2 separate regions of the Homo sapiens genome follow, and region 1 is linked to region 2. Evidence: chromatin loops called from intact Hi-C (ENCODE). Cell type or tissue: ovary. All regions are shown on one strand. Each heading gives the region's core, and the rest is flanking DNA. Links, peaks and the distances in the headings are about the cores only.

What was found. Peaks named below come from ENCODE experiments on the same cell type or tissue, not always from the same donor. Only the 100,000 strongest peaks of a DNase experiment are listed, where the experiment ranks them.
Region 1: it touches region 2 in a loop (1.8-fold over the local background); 8 of 110 quality-filtered maps call a loop at or near these places.

What each region holds. Positions count from the first base shown.
Region 1 is chr5:172,500,322-172,508,651 of GRCh38, forward strand. The region is part of intron 1 of LOC105377727 (a long non-coding RNA gene); the gene reads left to right. It also overlaps LOC107984004. Among named protein-coding and RNA genes, the nearest start is that of SH3PXD2B, 50 kb to the left of the region's middle. In ovary, for the core only: no CTCF peak of the experiment used is centred there; DNase peaks (open chromatin) are centred at 3,960 and 4,570; H3K27ac peaks cover 2,994 bases.
Region 2 is chr5:172,552,933-172,561,262 of GRCh38, forward strand. It overlaps LINC01944 (long intergenic non-protein coding RNA 1944), which reads right to left and starts at 6,082. Exons shown (of 3, transcript NR_146726.1): 1 at 6,007-6,082; 2 at 4,935-5,163; 3 at 3,793-4,570. In ovary, for the core only: a CTCF peak has its summit at 4,070; DNase peaks (open chromatin) are centred at 4,209, 4,309 and 6,249; H3K4me3 peaks cover 750 bases; H3K27ac peaks cover 3,415 bases.

The sequences.
Region 1 (8,330 bases), core at 307-8,306, 52 kb before region 2:
TTCCCTTTTGTATAAGTAAAGGGGGAACTTTTTTTTTTTGAGGCAGGGTCTTGCTCTGTTGCCCAGGCTGGAGTGCAGTGGCATGATCATAGGTCACTGTAGCCTCGACCTCTTGGGCTCAAGCAATCCTCTCACCTCAGACCCCTAAACAGTTGGGATTACAGGTGTGCACCACCATGCCTGGCTGATTTTTAAATTTTTTGTAGCAACAAGGTCTCACTGTGTCACCCAGGCTGGCCTCAAACTCCTGGGCTCAAGCGATCCTCCTGCCTCTGCCTCCCAAAGTGCTGGGATTATAGATGTCAGCAACCACGCCCAGCCAGAAAAGGGGGATTTAAGAATATGTTCTGGTATTTACATAAACAGACTCTCGGGGAATACACTAGAAACTAATAAAAATGATTCTTTAAACGAGGAGAATAGGAGCAGGATGAGACTTCTCACTGTGTTCCTTTAATTTTTGAAACGTTATTAAATTATGTAGTAGAAAATAAATATTAATAGTTTTAAAAATGATGATAATGAGAGTACCTCCTTCAAATTGTTGTATAGTTAAGCTTAAATGTAAAAATAAATGTAAAATGCAAAGCACATAGTAGGTGCTTAAAAATGGGAGCTGGTCATCTTGCCACAGTGACCCTCCAGGGTGTTTCTCGAGGAAAGGGCAAGATGATCATAATGATGCTTTGATTTCCCGCTTGAACCCAATACATGCTTTCTGCTGAGCTGGGTCCTCTGGGTGACTGAGGAAATAGTCCCCACAGGCCCTTGCTTTCAAGGCTTTAATGATCCACCTGGGGATCCCGGACTAACAGTCATGGGCTGTGCAGTGCTCACCATTCATTCATCAAAGATTTGAAAGGTAAGAAGGGTCGCTAATGGGCAAGGGGAGGGGCTTTTTCGGATGGGAACAAATATTCGTTGAGCTGTACTGGGTGTTCCTACATACACTCCTCCTGTAATCCTCATATCAACTCTGGGAGGAGCAGTGATTGTGTCCATTTCACAGAGAAGGAAACTGAGGCCCAGAAACTTGAGCTAGGGTGTGTAAGAACACACAGCTAGGAATTGGCAGAGTCAGGCTCTGAGGCCATGGCTGTCCAGTTGCAGGTCTCCTTGTCTTCCCACTACACTACAATGCCTGGCCAGGCTCTAGAAGGATCTGGCGGGTTAAGTGAAGCGTGGGTAGGTGGTGGGATGGGAGCGTGGTGCAGCAGCTGAGAGTGATCCCAGGATCCCCTCTGAGGACCATTTAAACTTGCCAACAACCCTACTAGACAAGCAGAAGACATAGTGCTATCTTCCCCATTCCCTCACGGATTAATTAATTAATTCATTCATTCATTCATTTCTCCATATAGCCAGTCATTAACATTTTAGTGAGAACTAGTCCTTCCCAGGCCTTATGCTGAGAACTACGGACATCAAAATGAGTGGGTCACAGTGTCTGCACCCAAAGAGCTTACAGTCTAGCAAGAGAGAAAGACCCACAAACTGAGGTAGACAACTGAATGCTGGGATTGAAGATGAACATAGAGCCTAGAGCCCAGAGGAGGTGACATTGCAGGGCAGGGGAGTCTCGGAACATGTATGGGCATTTTCCACGTGTGGAGTGGGGCTGAAAGGGACAGCACGTGGTAAGGACCAAGGGGAAGAAAGCACAGTGGGTTTGGATAACAGCTAGGGCTTGGAGTGATTGATGGGGTGCACATGCAGAGGGAAGAGGTTATGGATGGAGAGATGGTTTGGGAAGAGTCAGACCATGAGGCATTGTGACAGAGACTGGACACCATCTTGTAAGCCACAGAATTAAGCAGGGCAGCGGAGTAGTCAGGCCGATCTGGACTTTGAAGCGACCACCCTGGGGGACCTGGGAGGAAGGGTGGGGACTGGAGAAAGAGGCCCTTTGTTCATCCTAGGGCACTCTCCAGTGCCTTGGGGTCTTCCAGGGTCTTGTTTGTGCCACTCCCCCCAACTTATTTTGTGTGTGTGTGTGTGTGTGTGAGACAGAGTCTTGCACTGTCGGCCAGGCTGGAGTGCAGTGGCGTGATCTTGGCTCACTGCAACCTCTGCTTCCCGGGTTCAAGCGATTCTCCTGCCTCAGCCTCTTGAATAACTGGAATTACAGGTGCCCACCATCACACCCAGCTAATTTTTTTGTATTTTTAGTAGAGACGGGGTATCTCCATGTTGGCCAGGATGGTCTTGAACTCCTGACCTCATGATTCGCCCGCCTCGACCTCCTAAAGTGCTGGGATTACAGGCATGAGCCATCGTGCCCGGCCACTCCCCTACTTTTGTGTTGAAAAATTTTGAGATAATTGCAGATTCACAGTCATAAGAAATGACTCAGAGAGACTGCTTGTGCTTTGTGCCTATTTCGCCCCAATGGTCACATTTTGTAAAATGATTCCTTTGCCGCTTTTGAGGAGGAGGTGGTGGGGGGGGGTGGGCACCAGTATGTTGAAGGAGAAATGCCCAGAGAGCTCTGGTGAGAGTTGCCTCCTTCCCCATCACCCTCCCTCTCTCTGTGAGCCAAGACTGTTTCATAGGTGTATCATGGAACAAGTTTGGGAAGCCTGGTATACGCAACTCACAAGTTCATCCTATCAACCCCCTACCAATCCCTTTGCCATCTTCTCACAGGAGCCCAGGCCACTTCCCTAGGGCACCACCCTTGACATGGCCCCATCCAACACACAGTGGATGTAGCTGAGAAGATCAACTGACCAACAGAGGTCAAGTTCCCCTTACACCATCTGTCTGGTTGTGGCGCTGGCTGGTAGGTGCCTGTTCAGCCGAGAACTACATTTCCCAGTACTCCTTGCTTCCCACATGACTAGTTTTCAGCAATGCAGTGTGAGCAGAGGGATCCAGGTGCTGTCAGGATGAGGGGTTAAGTAGTGGCTATGCCATCTTCTCTTTCTTCTCCCAGTTGGCTGTTTGGATGACACCAGGACAACCTTGGGGCCACAGGATGGTAGAGGATCCTCAAGATAGAAGCGGCCTGTGTCTCAGGGCAACCGTTGGAGGAAAACCACCCATGAGAGCCACAAGCCAGGAACACAGCATTAGACTTTGTATGAGGGAGAAATAAACATACGTAAAGGCTTCAAATATACAAAAGAAGCAGAGAGCACACTATAATAACTCATCCTAGCCATCTATCATTCCGTTTCCAGAAATTATCAACATTTTTCCAAGTCTTCTTTAATACACCACTCAACTACCCCCACCACCCCCCGCACTCTTTTTTCTGTTTTGTTTTGTTTTTTGACAGAGTCTCTTTCTGTCACCAGGCTGGAGTGCAGTGGTGCCATCTCGGCTCACTGCAACCTCCGCCTCCCGGGTTCAAGCGATTCTCCTGTCTCAGCCTCCCGAGTAGCTGGGATTACAGGCACGCACCACCACGCCCAGCTAATTTTTGTAGTTTTAGTAGAGACAGGGTTTCACCATGTTGGCCAGGATGGTCTCGATCTCTTGACCTTATGATCCTCCCACCTTGGCCTCCCAAAGTGCTGGGATTACAGGCGTGAGCCACCGCGCCTGGCCTCTGACCCCATTTTAAATTGTTTGCTGGAGTATTGTAAAGTAATTACCAGACATCATGCACAAGGGCAAACAAAATCAAAAGGTAAACACCCTTTATCATGCTAAGCCACCGAGATGAGGGGCCGTTCACCACAGCAGTTAGACAGCCCTGACTGATGTGGTGGACTCTCTGTACCCAGCTGTGGAATTGGACATAACGGGCCTGTTCTCCTGGGCTGTGCAGTGTGCAAAGGAATGCGTCTGGGCCCAAAGCAGCAAGGCTGCCGAGCCTTCCAGCCCTCTGAGAAGGAGTTCTCTTTGTTCTTCTGGCCCAGCTGCACCCAGCCCCTACCGCCCACTTCTTCCTCCTTCCAGGCTGGGGCTGCCCAGAGGAGAAGCAGACGCAAGGTGGGATGAGAAACAGAGTGTTTTGCAGACCAAGTCTGGCTTGGGCTGGGCTGGGTGTGGCGGGGTGAGGCCGTGCTAGAACACAGAGAGCAGGCAGAAGGCATGGATATTGGAAAGTCAGGGCCTAGAGCAGGGGCTGGAGCCAGGGGAGCAAAACCTTTTTTTGCCTTTTGGCTTGGCTTGTGTTCATGACCCTGAAGCTCAGAAGCTGGATGGAGCTTTGTGGTCAGAACCTCCAGAAAGCTTGAGTCCATTGAAGAAGTCATTACTGAGCACGAGTAGGGCAGCTCTGTGCTGTGGGCTGAATGCTGGCTTAGCTACTCTTCCCAGCCTTGTGACCTCAGATAGGCCCCCTCAACCCTCTGAGCCACAGGCTCCCTGTATTGAAAGTGAGGATGAGAATATCAATTTTACCTGGTCCTGGGGAAATTAGACTTGATGTACAGAGAAAGCCTGACACGCAGTAGGTTCTCAATGACTCATAGCCATTGCTATTGATCTCTGTTAACAACATGACACAAGTATAGGAGTGCAAATTTGCATCCATCCACAGAATGGACCAGGGCCCCAGGATGCTGGGCCTCACCCTCTTGGGAGCTGTTTTCAGAGGAGGAGAAACAGAAAATGCAGGGAGCCAAAGGGCTTGCCCTGGGAGCGGCCAGGTCTAGTTTTGTATGTCAGAGGAGCAAGGGTGGGTGGAATCCTGCAGTTCAGGGACTCTTTCCTGGAAGGGGCTGGATTGGCAACAAAAGACTCCCTCCCTTGGAAAGTAGCCTCACAGCTGTCAGGAAAAAACAGCTGTGTGGCTTCCTTTCAAAGAAGTGAGACCTCAGTCCTATGGGGAAACAGAGCAAGACATGATGGAAAACAGGAACTCCCAGGCCGGTTCTCTAGCAGGGGATGGATGTGGTTCAAAGCCCAGCTCTGCTGCTTGCTGGCTGTGTGACCTTGGGCAAGTTACTTCACCTCTCTGAGCCTTAGTAACATCATGTTTTAAATGGGATAATGATGCTCATCTCACAAGGCTATTGGGAGAAGAGGAAAAGATATTAAATCGAAAATGCCTTGCTCAGTGCCTGGTACCCTGGAAGCACTTAATAAATCATCATTGTAAATCACTCACCCCTAGGGCTTAAAATGAACCCGTTTCTTCTCTTAAGAGACTTTAAATATGGGCGACTCCATCGTCTCTTGTTTACCCTGCATCGACTCCCTAGATGGGCTTGTCCTCTTCCACAGCATTAAACACTGTTCCATGACATCGGCTCTGGAGTCGGCATTTGAAACCAGACACCCTTGCCATTGCTGGTCACAGATTCTTGATATTACCCTAAATGGCACCCCCACCCCCAGCCCTTCCCATTTTGGGAAAGGACCTCCATTCAGCTGTAAGATCTTTTTTGTGTGTGTGTGAGTACATAGTAGATATATATATGTTGATGGGGTACAGGAGATGTTTTGATACAGGCATGCGATGTGAAATAACCACGTCATGGGGAATGGGGTATCCATCCCCTCAAGCATTTATCCTTTGAGTTACAATTCAATTACACTCTAACTTATTCTAAAATGTACAATTAAGTTACTACGGCTATAGTCACTCTATTGTGCTATCAAATAGTAGGTCTTATTCACCCTTTCTATTTTTGTTGCACCCGGTTAAAAGATCTTGATTATTGTCTTTCCCCCAAGCCCCCAAGTCCAACCCACCAGGAGGTCCTGATGGCTCCATCATCAGCATGTATCTCCCATCTCACCCATCCCCACCTCCACTGCCGCCGCAACGGTCCACCCCCACCCCCAATGCTCCTGGCTCTCTGCTGCTCAGACCCCTCCCCACGCTCCCTGCTCTCACTCTCGCCCCTTCTACAGTCAGCTCTCCACACAGAAGCCTCACCTTTTTCTTTTAATTTTTAACAGAAATCCTAGACTTACAGAAAAATGGCAATAGTACAAAGCCTTCCCACACAGCCTTCCCTCTACTCCCTGCATTTGCTTGTCTCTTTCTATCTACAGATGTATTTTTTCTAGAACATTAGAGTCAGTTGCAAACATGATGCCCCTTTACCCCTAAATACTCTAGTGGGACATTTCGACACACAAAGACACTCACATGACTGCAGCACGGTGATCAAAAGCAGCGCTTGTGACACGGTCTAGGTAGCAGACCTGCAGCCCTGTTCACTGCTGCCTGTCTCCCAGAAGGAGCGTCTGGCTCACACATCACCTTCTGTCCTCCTGCCTCTTCAGTCTCCTTTACCTGGGAGCAGTACCTTCATCTGTCTTCACCTGTCACAACCTTGGCATTTTGAATACAGTCCAATGATTTTACAGCACTTCCCTCCATCTCGGCTTGTCTAATATTTCCTCACACGGTGAGCTTTTAAAAGGTATGGGGGTCAGGCACGGCAGCTCACGCCTGTAATCCCAGGACTTTGGGAAGCCGAGGCAGGTGGATCACTTGAGGTCAGCAGTTCGACACCAGCTTGGCTAACATGGTGAAACCCTGTCTCTACTAAAAATAGAAAAAATTACCAGGCATGGTGGCACGTGCGTGTAATCCCAGCGACTCAGGAGGCTGAGGCAGGAGAATCGCTTGAGCTCAGGAGGTGGAGGTTGCAGTGAATCGAGATCGTGCCACTGCACTCTAGCCTGGGTGACAGAGCGAGACTTCATCCAAAAAAAAAAAAAGTAAAATAAATAAATAAATAAGGTATAGGAGATCTCCTCACTTGTCAGCTCTCAACCCTGCAATGGCTGGCTACCAAATCCTGAGAAAATGCCAACTCCCCACCAGGCCCTTCACCAGGAGGGCTTTGCCCAACTCTCTCCCTCTGCTCTCTCGACACCAACAATCTGACCTCTGCCTCAGTGCCCTGGCCCTGCCACTCCTCTCTGGGGACTGATGGGAGGTTTGAGGGGCTCCCTGTCTTCTCACTTTTCACTGACCATTGGCTCATATGAGTGCCCCCTCTCTCTAAGAAAGTATCTTAACCTGTCCCATGTGATATTGTAGAATTTGTCTTGAGCCCTGGTGTGTGACAAGGAAGATCCAGAAGGGACTCCTTTGTATGACACAGGTAGACCTGGCGTGTCATGCCCTGGTGTTACTTTTTAGCTGTGTGGCCTTGGACAAGTTACTTAACATCTCTGATCCTCTATTTCCTCATCTGGAAAGAGGGAATAGGAAGAAGATTTGAGATAGTGAACGTAAAAGTACCTGACACATAACAGGTTTGTCTTCTCTCCAGATGGTGAAATTAGACCCATTACATCTTCTGGAGAAACTGGAAGGGGCTTGCAGTAGGTTGAATGGTGGCCGCCCCAGAAGATATGTCCTTGGAACCTGCTAATGAAACCTTACTTGAAAAAGGCATCTTTGGGCCGGGCACAGTGGCTCACACCTGTAATCCCAGCACTTTGCGAGGCCAAGGCCAGTGGATCACCTGAAGTCAGGAGTTCAAGACCAGCCTGGCCAACATGGCGAAATCCCATCTCTACTAAAAATACAAAAAGTATCTGGGTGTGGTGGTGGGTGCCTGTAACCCCATCTACTCGGGAGCCTGAGGAAGGAGAATAACTTGAACCTGGGAGGCAGAGGTTGCAGTGAGCCGAGGTCGCGCCACTGCACCCCAGCCTGGGCGACAGAGCGAGACTCCGTCTCAAAAAAAAAAAAAAAAAAAAAAAAAAAAAAAAAAAAAAAAAAAAGAGAGAGAGAGAAAGGCATCTTTGTCAATGTATTTAAGTTAAGGATCTTGAGATGAGATTATCCTGGATTGTCCAGTTAACCCTGAATCCAGTGACAAGTGTCTTTAAAAGAGATACACAGAGGAGAAGACAGACACAAAGAGAGAAGGTGATGTGAAGATGGGGGCAGAGATTGGAGGGACGCAGCTACAAGCCAAGAAAACCAAGGATTGCTGGCAGCCACCAGAGGCTGGGAGAGAGGCCTGGGTTGAGACGGCCTCAGAGCCTCCAGAGGGAGCCTGGTCCTGCTGACACCTCAGTTTTGGAGTTCTGACCTCCAGAACTATGAGAAAATAAATTTCTGTTGTTTCAAGCCACCGAGTTTGTGGTAACTTTTCATGGCAGACCTAGGAAACTAATACAGGAATGAACTTGGGGAAAACAACAGTGGGAAGGTCCTTGCCCAGTGGAGCCCTTCCTGGATGGCACTGTCCACACCCAGGGCTTCATTCCTTCTCCAAAGAGGCAGGATTGGAGGGGGCCCTGAGGACTGAGAGTGGGAAATGGCCCAGTCTGAAGTCTTCTGAGCCAGAGGTCTCCCAACGCCCCTTCCTTCTCTCCCTGGAGTCTCCCTTTGAAAGGGCAAACATGAGAGAGAGTGGCTCAGTCCCTGGAGCATCACAGCTGCTTGGATCCAGGCGGAG
Region 2 (8,330 bases), core at 65-8,064:
TTGATAAACATTCAATAAAAGGATCAAAATGAGGATCCACCAATGAGGATCAGTGGTTCTCACACTGGGTTCCTTGGGACCCTGGAATTCTGTGGAGATGCCCCAGGGGGAGTGGTGGACTGAGCATTTTCATTTTCATTTGCCTTATATGTCTATTTTTCATCTTGCCTTTCATTCATTTCAACTATTGAAGTATACTTTAAATGTATGCAACATGTTAGCACAGAAGTACAGGTAGCTACTTTTGATGATAAAAAGTGTACCAGTATTGGAGGTGTGCTGAAAATAATTCTATGAATGTGGTGCTTGTCAACAAAATGTGGAGACCACTGTTGTATATATACAAAGGTGGGGAGGCTGGAAAGAACCAGGAAGGCTGCTGTGGCTGGAATCCAGAAAGGAGTGGGGCAGTACATTGACATGAGGCTGGAGAGGTATCTTAAGGGGCAGTGGGGAGCCACTGAAGGTGCTTGAGCAGGAGAGGGGCTCCATATCATATTTGTGGTTTTGTTTTTATTTTTTTATTTTTGAGATGGAGTTTTGCTCTTGTTGCCCAGGCTGGAGTACAAGGGCACGATCTTGGCTGACTACAACCTCCACCTTCCGGGTCCAAGTGATTCTCCTGCCTCAGCCTCCTGAGTAGCTGGGATTACAGGTGCACACCACCACACCTGGCTAATTTTCTGTATTTTTAGTAGAGACGGGGTTTCACCATGTTGGCCAGGCTGGTCTCGAACTCCTGACCTCAGGTGATCCACCGGCCTCGGCCTCCCAAAATGCTGGGATTACAGGCGTGAGCCACCGCGCCCAGCCAGATTTGTGTTTTAAAAACAACAGTCTGGCTTCTCTGGGGAGGATGATGTGAAGCAGGCAAGAGCAACTCCAACTTAGAACCTCTGTGCTCTTGGGGGTAGCAGTCTGGAGGGGTAAGGAAAGGATGTGTTCTGGAGCCCCTCGGTCTTGTTTCCGGTTCCCTCTCTACTCCTTTTAGTTGTGTGACCTCATTTACAGTGTTCAATCTCTCTGTGCTTTGTTTCCTCACCCTAAAAACAGGAGTCACCACAGGGCTGTAGTGAGGATGAAGCCACATCATGCAAATCAAGGACTGAAAACAGAGCCCAGCACAGAGAAAGTGCTCTGTGTGTGTTCGCTGTTTTTACTGCTGTTGTTTCCGCGATTTGCCTGGGCCCTCCTCCAAGGCAGGAGACTTATCTGTCCACCCTGAGCCCTCAGCAGCCCAGGCTGCTCCTGGTAATGCTACCAACTCACTGTGTGCCCTGGGGCAAGTCCTATCTCTCTATTTGGAGACTCAGTTTCTCCTTATGCAAAATGAGGACCAAAATGAGGATCCACCAATGAGGGTCAGTGGCTCTCACACTGGGTCCCTTGGGGCCCTGGAATTCTGTGGAGATGCCCCGGGGGAGTGGTGGACTGAGCATTTTCATTTTCATTTGTCTTATATGTTTGGATCATGTAAAAAATTTCATTTGAACAAAGAAATCTGTTGCTTCTAACAACCTTTTAAAAGCTTGAATACAAATGGATGAGATGTTCCGTAAAGGTCTTCCAGGTCCAGAGTTGATGAATCTTGTTGCAAAATCATAATGGGCTAGCAGCTTAAGTCGCCCGTTATAAATGTCTCCCCGGCACAGAGTTCAAGTTTCTCACGTATAATCCCTGCCCCCATTAGGCCCGGTAATGCCTGTGAGCAAGGATGTATAATACCTCTCCCCCATCGGCTGCCAGCTGGCCCTCAAGATTTACGTGTGGCTCCTGTTTTTCCTCATGCAAACGCTGCCCGTCGGTTCCTTCCATCTTTCCTAATAAGTCATCTTCCTCACCCTTGGTAATCTCTCTCACTTTTCCCTGGACCGCCTCCAGCCGGCCTTCGTTTATGCAGCCGGCAGATGCCAATTGGCAGCATCCAGGGGCTCCAGTGTGTGAAAGGGGCCCCAGTTCAGTGGGGATATTTGAGCTGAGCTTCAGGCTGCAGGTCTCGAACTTCGGTGAACATCAGAATCTCCTGGCAATGCAGTTTTCTAGGCTTCAGGTCTTCTGACCAGAGGCTGCCTTGGAGTCCAGGAATCTGAACACTTAACGAGCCGCATGTGGGCTTCTGAGGCAGTGTTCTTGAGAGTGTTCTAGGGATCTAGGCCTCAGTGTTCTAGAGACGATGTCTTCAGATTAACTTGAAAACCACTCCCCTTTTCACTCACATCCCTCCTCCATTCATTCATCCAGCCAGTCGGCAAACCCTCACCGAGCACCCACCTATAGCCAGCGTTGCACTGAGAATAAAAAGATAAGCCAGACCCCGACTCTCCCCTTGCCAAATGCATGGTACAATTTGGGAGCTTACAACTTTATGTCTAATACAATGAGGCATGAAAGCAGCAGGTTAAAGAGGAGATGACCCAGGCTCTGGAATGAGATGGGCTGCTCACTAACTTACTGGCTGTGATGGTTAATACTGAGTGTCAACTTGACTGGATTGAAGAATACAAAGTATTGATCCTCGGTGTGTCTGTGAGGGTGTTGCCAAAGGAGATTAACATTGGAGTCAGTGGGCTGGAAAAAGCAGACCCACTCTTTATCTGGGTGGGCACCATCTAATCAGCTGCTAGCACGGCTAGAATATAAGCAGGCAAAAAAATGCGAAAAGAGAGACTGGCCTAGCCTCCCAGCCTGTATCTTTCTCCCATGCTGGATGCTTCCTGCCCTCGAACACCGGACTCCAAGTTCTTCAGTTTTGGAACTCGGACTGGCTCTCAGCCTGCAGACGGCCTATTGTGGGACCTTATGATCACGTGAGTTAATACGTAATAAACTCCCCTTTATATGTATATCTATTCCATTAGTTCTGTCCCTCTAGAGAACCCTGACTAATACAGCGACCCTAGGAAAACAACTAGGCCTTCCTCTGCCATGCTATTATTACAATGGTGATAATAACAGAATGTGCTGCTGGGGGTTATCAGGAAGATTAAACAGGGTCATGGACGGGAAGCTCTTGGCTGATGCCTGGCACACAGCGGTTTTCAATAAACAGTGGTAATTCCATTTTAGGTGGAATTTGCTTTCTTTCTTTTTTTTGAGATGGAGTCACGCTCTGTCGCCAGGCTGGAGTGCAGTGGCGCGATCTCGGCTCACTGCAACCTCCGCCTCCCAGATTTTCCTGCCTCAGCCTCCCGAGTAGCTGGGACTACAGGCGTGTGCCACCATGCCCAGCTAATTTTTGTATTTTTAGTAGAGACGGGGTTTCAGGCTGGTCTCGTTCTCCTGACCTCATGATCCGCCCGCCTCAGCCTCCCAAAGTGCTGGATTACAGGCATGAGCCACTGCGCCTGGCTGGAATTTGCTTTCAATATTTAGGATATTTAGCTTCCTCTTTAATCATCCAAGTCATCTCACTGTTAAAAAAGAATTTTCTTTTTTGCCTTCTTGCAATGAATCAGAGCCCTGAATGAAGGCAGGGAGAAGGCAAAAAGTATTTCTTTTCAGATCAAGGTTCCCCTTTCCTAGGATGCCTTGGGCTGGGGCGTGACTAATCCTTCTCTAAACAAGTCCATGGCCATGTCCTCTCTTGGGAGAGTGGCTGAGAGCTCAGGCCCTGATGCCAGGTGAGTTTGAATCTGGTTCCAGCTGTGTGGCCATGGGCAAGCCACTTCGCCTCTCTGAGCCTAAGGACAGTATGTACAGCATGGTACTGTTGAGGTGTTATATACAGTGAGATCTACAAAGCTTATCTAGGCACATATTCAGCAGTTGTAAACTATTAGCAACAATTCGTCATTCACTGAATAGATATTTATTGAGCACCTAGAATCTGCCACATGTTGGACTTTACACCACAGACATAGCACTTCATTCAAAAACAGACCCAACAATAAGTAAACAAATACAGACATAGATATGTCAGGGTGCTGAGCACCATGAAGAAACATAAAGCAGGGGAAGGGATAGCGTACGATGGGGGCATGGGTTGGGGTATTTAACTAGGACACTGCAGGAAGTCCTATTGCAAATGGGCTGTTTGAGCAGAGCCCTGAATGAAGGCGGGAGAAGGGAGCCTGTCTGTGATGTCTCCTGACCAGGGTCTGGTGGCGGCAGAGACTGGGACTGCAGCCCCGCATTGGCAGCAGGTCTTCCACGATGGGGTGTTCCTCCCAGCTCCCCCCCTCCCTCCTCCTGCTTCTGCTCCCTTTTGGCAACCCCAAGAGGCTGAGAATGTCCTTGGCCACGCTGCTCCCTGGGGCCAGGGCTGTCTCCCCAAGAAGGAGTCCAGTCTTCCCTGTGGAGCTCATGACAGTATTCCCTGGGAACACAAGCCGCGCAGAGGAGACGCCCCGGGAGTTAACAAAGGCACTGAACTATTTAGCTTAATCTCTGACTTCTCTCTCTTGACCTCTCCTCCAACCAAGTAGATAAATGGCCTCGCTCTGTTCAGTGCTTGGCTCGGGTCACAATAAATCAGCTGGCTGTGTATGCATGCACGCTTACTCTCCCAAGCTGAGGCCAGCCTTCCTGTGATAAACCACCAGTATTTATTCCAGTCTGTCCTGTGTGTGTCCTGGAAACAGAAATAATTTGGGGTTGGGGTGTGTTTTCAGGTTCATGCTCTGCTCTTCTTATCCCACAGAGTTTGACAGAGCTAAGCCAAGCCAGAGTTACGCTGACACACAAAAATGACACAGGCTAAATCACAAACCCTGCAAAGGCTGCTGAGTTTCATCATCCCCGTCCCAAAGGCAAGCCCCTCTTCCCTTGAGTAAGGATACCTAATGTGTGTCAGGGGATTCACCAGATGCAGACAGGAACCAAGCCCCATCCTGCCCTAGAAGAGCCTGCAGGCCGGTGAGGAGGGCAGACAACTTTCACCCAGGACAAAAGTTGCTAAGAGAATAAAGAGACATCACATTTTCTTGAGTACTCACTATGCACCAGGAGTTGTTCCAAGATCCCAATTAGCAGTAACGCATTTAAACCTCAGAGCAGCTCAACATGGTAGAGGTGTGTTCCCATCCACAGCACTGCACTGACACCAGACAGCCTGGGAGGGCTGTGGGAGCCAGACTGGGTATGACTCTGTGGCCTGGGGTCAGATGTCTGCAGCTTCCCAGAGAAGAACACACTTGATTGAGCCTTGTTGGGGTGAAGAAGCACCTGACAAGTGGAAAATAATTCCAGGCAGAAGGACCAGTGTGGGCCAAGAAAGGCACATGTGGTCCTGTGGTGTACTCTCAACCACCCAGGTCCTATTATCGTGCCCATTTTCAGAGATCAGTGAGGTTGAGCAAGTTGCCCAGGGACACACAGGAGACTGTTCAGATTTTCACTCCTGGTCACCAACTACTGGGTCTACTGCCTCCAGACAATGCAGGTCACAGGGGCACATCATATGGGACCTCCTGGAGGGCTCGTTCTCATCTCAGATGTCAGGAGGCACGGCCCAGAACGTGCAGGGCCCTGAGATCTGTGCTCAGCGGCTTGGACTGGAGGCTGAGTAGACCAGTTGTGAGCAGGCTCTGGAGGCTATGGCCCCAGCAGCCCTAGTGGCTTAGCAGGAAGACCACAGCCTGCACCAGCCACTCACTTCCAGACCCCACACCAGAGGCCCCTGAAAGGGGGCAGGATGTGCCTCTGGACTTGCAGACACCCACCCCCCATGACAGTCCTCCAGGGGCCCATCAATCCCCACAGCCTTTCCTTCTTCTTCAAGGGCCTCCGCCCTAGAGAGGGACTTTTTCGTGAGAAAACAGAGGTGCCTTACCCCACCCAGTTCCCCTTCCACACTGGGAAGGCAGGGCTCGGAAGGCAGGGCTCAGACCGCAGGGAGGGATGGAGAAGGGGGAGCTCGGAGGCTGCTGGAATGAACTGGGCTGGGGGTGGGAGGCATTTCTGTAAAGGAGGACTCGAGGCCTCCAGGGGCTGGGGCGGGAGGCAGTCAGGCTGCTCGAGATTCTGGCCACTTGGCGCAGTCATATTTCAGAGCCTCGGCTTCCTCACCTGTAACCTGGGGACAGTGGTCGTTCCTTGAGGCACGCCAGGAGGGGAGAATGAAGCGGAATATGGAAAGGGCCTCCCCTTTAGTAGCTGTTCCCGGCACAAGGAGTTTGGGTGGTGGGTCCCCGGGAGGACCTATTTATTGTTAGTATGAGCCATGACGGCAATCATCTAGCAATGCCTGCTGCGGCACGAGACCAGAATGGCGGACACGGTGGAGAAAGGCAGCCCTGGTTGAACTCAGCCGCACGGGGCTGTTTTCCTTCTGCTGGTGGCTGCGGCTGGGGGGTGGAGGGGGCGGGTGGGGGCTGAGCTCAGCTCTTAGCTGGAGATGTCTCAGCATCTGATGTGACACTGCTGTTGTTTTTGGCTTCACATCCAAGACTCTTTCGCGGCTAATTACTCACTGTCTTGGGAGACTGGCCCAGGAACCTGAGAAAGGAGAGAGGAGAGAGAGTGCCGGTTTCTGTTTTGCAACCAGTTAAGGAGGCAGCAGTGCTGGGACCCATGGACCTGGCTGGAAGGAATAAAGTCTTTTGCACGCTCTCAGCTTTATTGAGATATAATCCACGTACAATAAAATTCACAGTTTGGATAAACCTACTAAAAACCTACAAAACCCACAAAACCAAAAAATCATCACCCCCCCCCATCAAGATTTAGAATCTCTCCAATAACATTTCCTCTTGCCCCATCTGTCAATACCCACTCTGCCCTAACTAATCACTAATCTGCCTTCTGTCACTATGTGTTGGTTTCACCTTTTCTAAAATTTTATATGGATGAAATCACCTAGGATGGACTCTTTGGCATCAGGCTATTTTCATGCCACGAAATGTTTCTGAGATTCACCTACATTGCTGAGTGAATCACAGGTCCATTCCTTTTTTTTTTTTTCTTTCGAGATGGAGTCTTGCTTTGTCGCCCAGTCTGGAGTGCAGTGGCGCGATCTCGACTCACTGCAACCTCCGCCTCCCAGGTTCAAGCAATTCTCCTGCCTCAGCCTCCCGAGTCGCTGGGATTATAGGGACCCACCACCACGCCTGGCTAATTTTTGTATTTTTAGTAGCTGGGATGACAGGCGTGCACCCCTACACGCGGTTAATTTTTGTATTCTTAGTAGAGATAGGGTTTCACCATATTGGCCAGGCTGGTCTCGAACTCCCAACCTCAAGTGATCCACCCCCCCCGGGCCTCCCAAAGTGCTGAGATAACAGGCGTGAGCCATCACACCCGGCCGGGTCCATTCCTTTTTAGTGCCAAGTTGTATTGCATTTATGTGGACACGACACAATTAATTTACTCATTCATTTACTAATAACCATTTTAGGTTGTTTCCAGTCTTTGGGTGAACATATGCTCTCATTTCTCTTGAGTAAATACCAGGAGAGTAAATATCAGTGGAGTTATTAGTGCATATTATAAATGTATGTTTAGTTTTATAAGGAACTTCCAGTCTTTTCCCAAAGAGGCTGTACATTTTACACTCCCATCAGCAATGTCTAAGAGTTCTAGTTACTCCATATCCTTGCCATCACTTGATATTGGAAATCTTTTAAATTTTAGCCATGTTGTTAGTAGGGGTTAGTAGGTATCTTACTGTGGTTTCAATTTGCATTTCTCCGGTGATTAATAATGTTAAGTATCTTTTCACAGGCTTGCATCTCATATGGGATTTTGAAAATGAAATGTGGGGAGTCTTGAACCAAGGCCTTGACACTCCCATGAGAAGACCTTGGAAATTTGGGAGGGGATTAGAGGATCATGTGCCATTATCCCTACCTCTCCTAACCTAACTTTTAAAACTGGAATGGTTTATTACATGAGTAATATACATAAATGTATTCATCTTGCAAGAATAGGAAAAATGTCTTATGTAAGACTTGAGACTCCCATGAATGCACTGAGGGATCCCTTTATAACCCCTTGTTTCTTCTCAGAGATCCTTCTTTATTTTTAGTTTTTTGAGACAAGGTCTTGCTTTATGGCCTAAGCTGGAGTGCAGTGGTGCGATCACAGCTCACTGCAACTTCCAGCTCCCAGGCTCAAGTGATCCTCCCACCTCAGCCTCCCAAGCAGTTGGGACCACAGATGCGTGCCCCATGTCCAACTAATTTAATTTTTTTTTTTTGTGGAGACAGGGTTTTGCCATGTTGCCCAGGCTAGTCTTGAACTCCTGAGCTCAAGCGATCTGCCTGATTCAGCCTTCCAACATGCTGGGATTACAGGCGTGAGCTACCACGCCCAGCCCCTTCTTTATATTTGCAGACATGTCCCCCCCATCACAAATATCCAGTATATGTTTTTATGGGTGTGTTCTTACATGC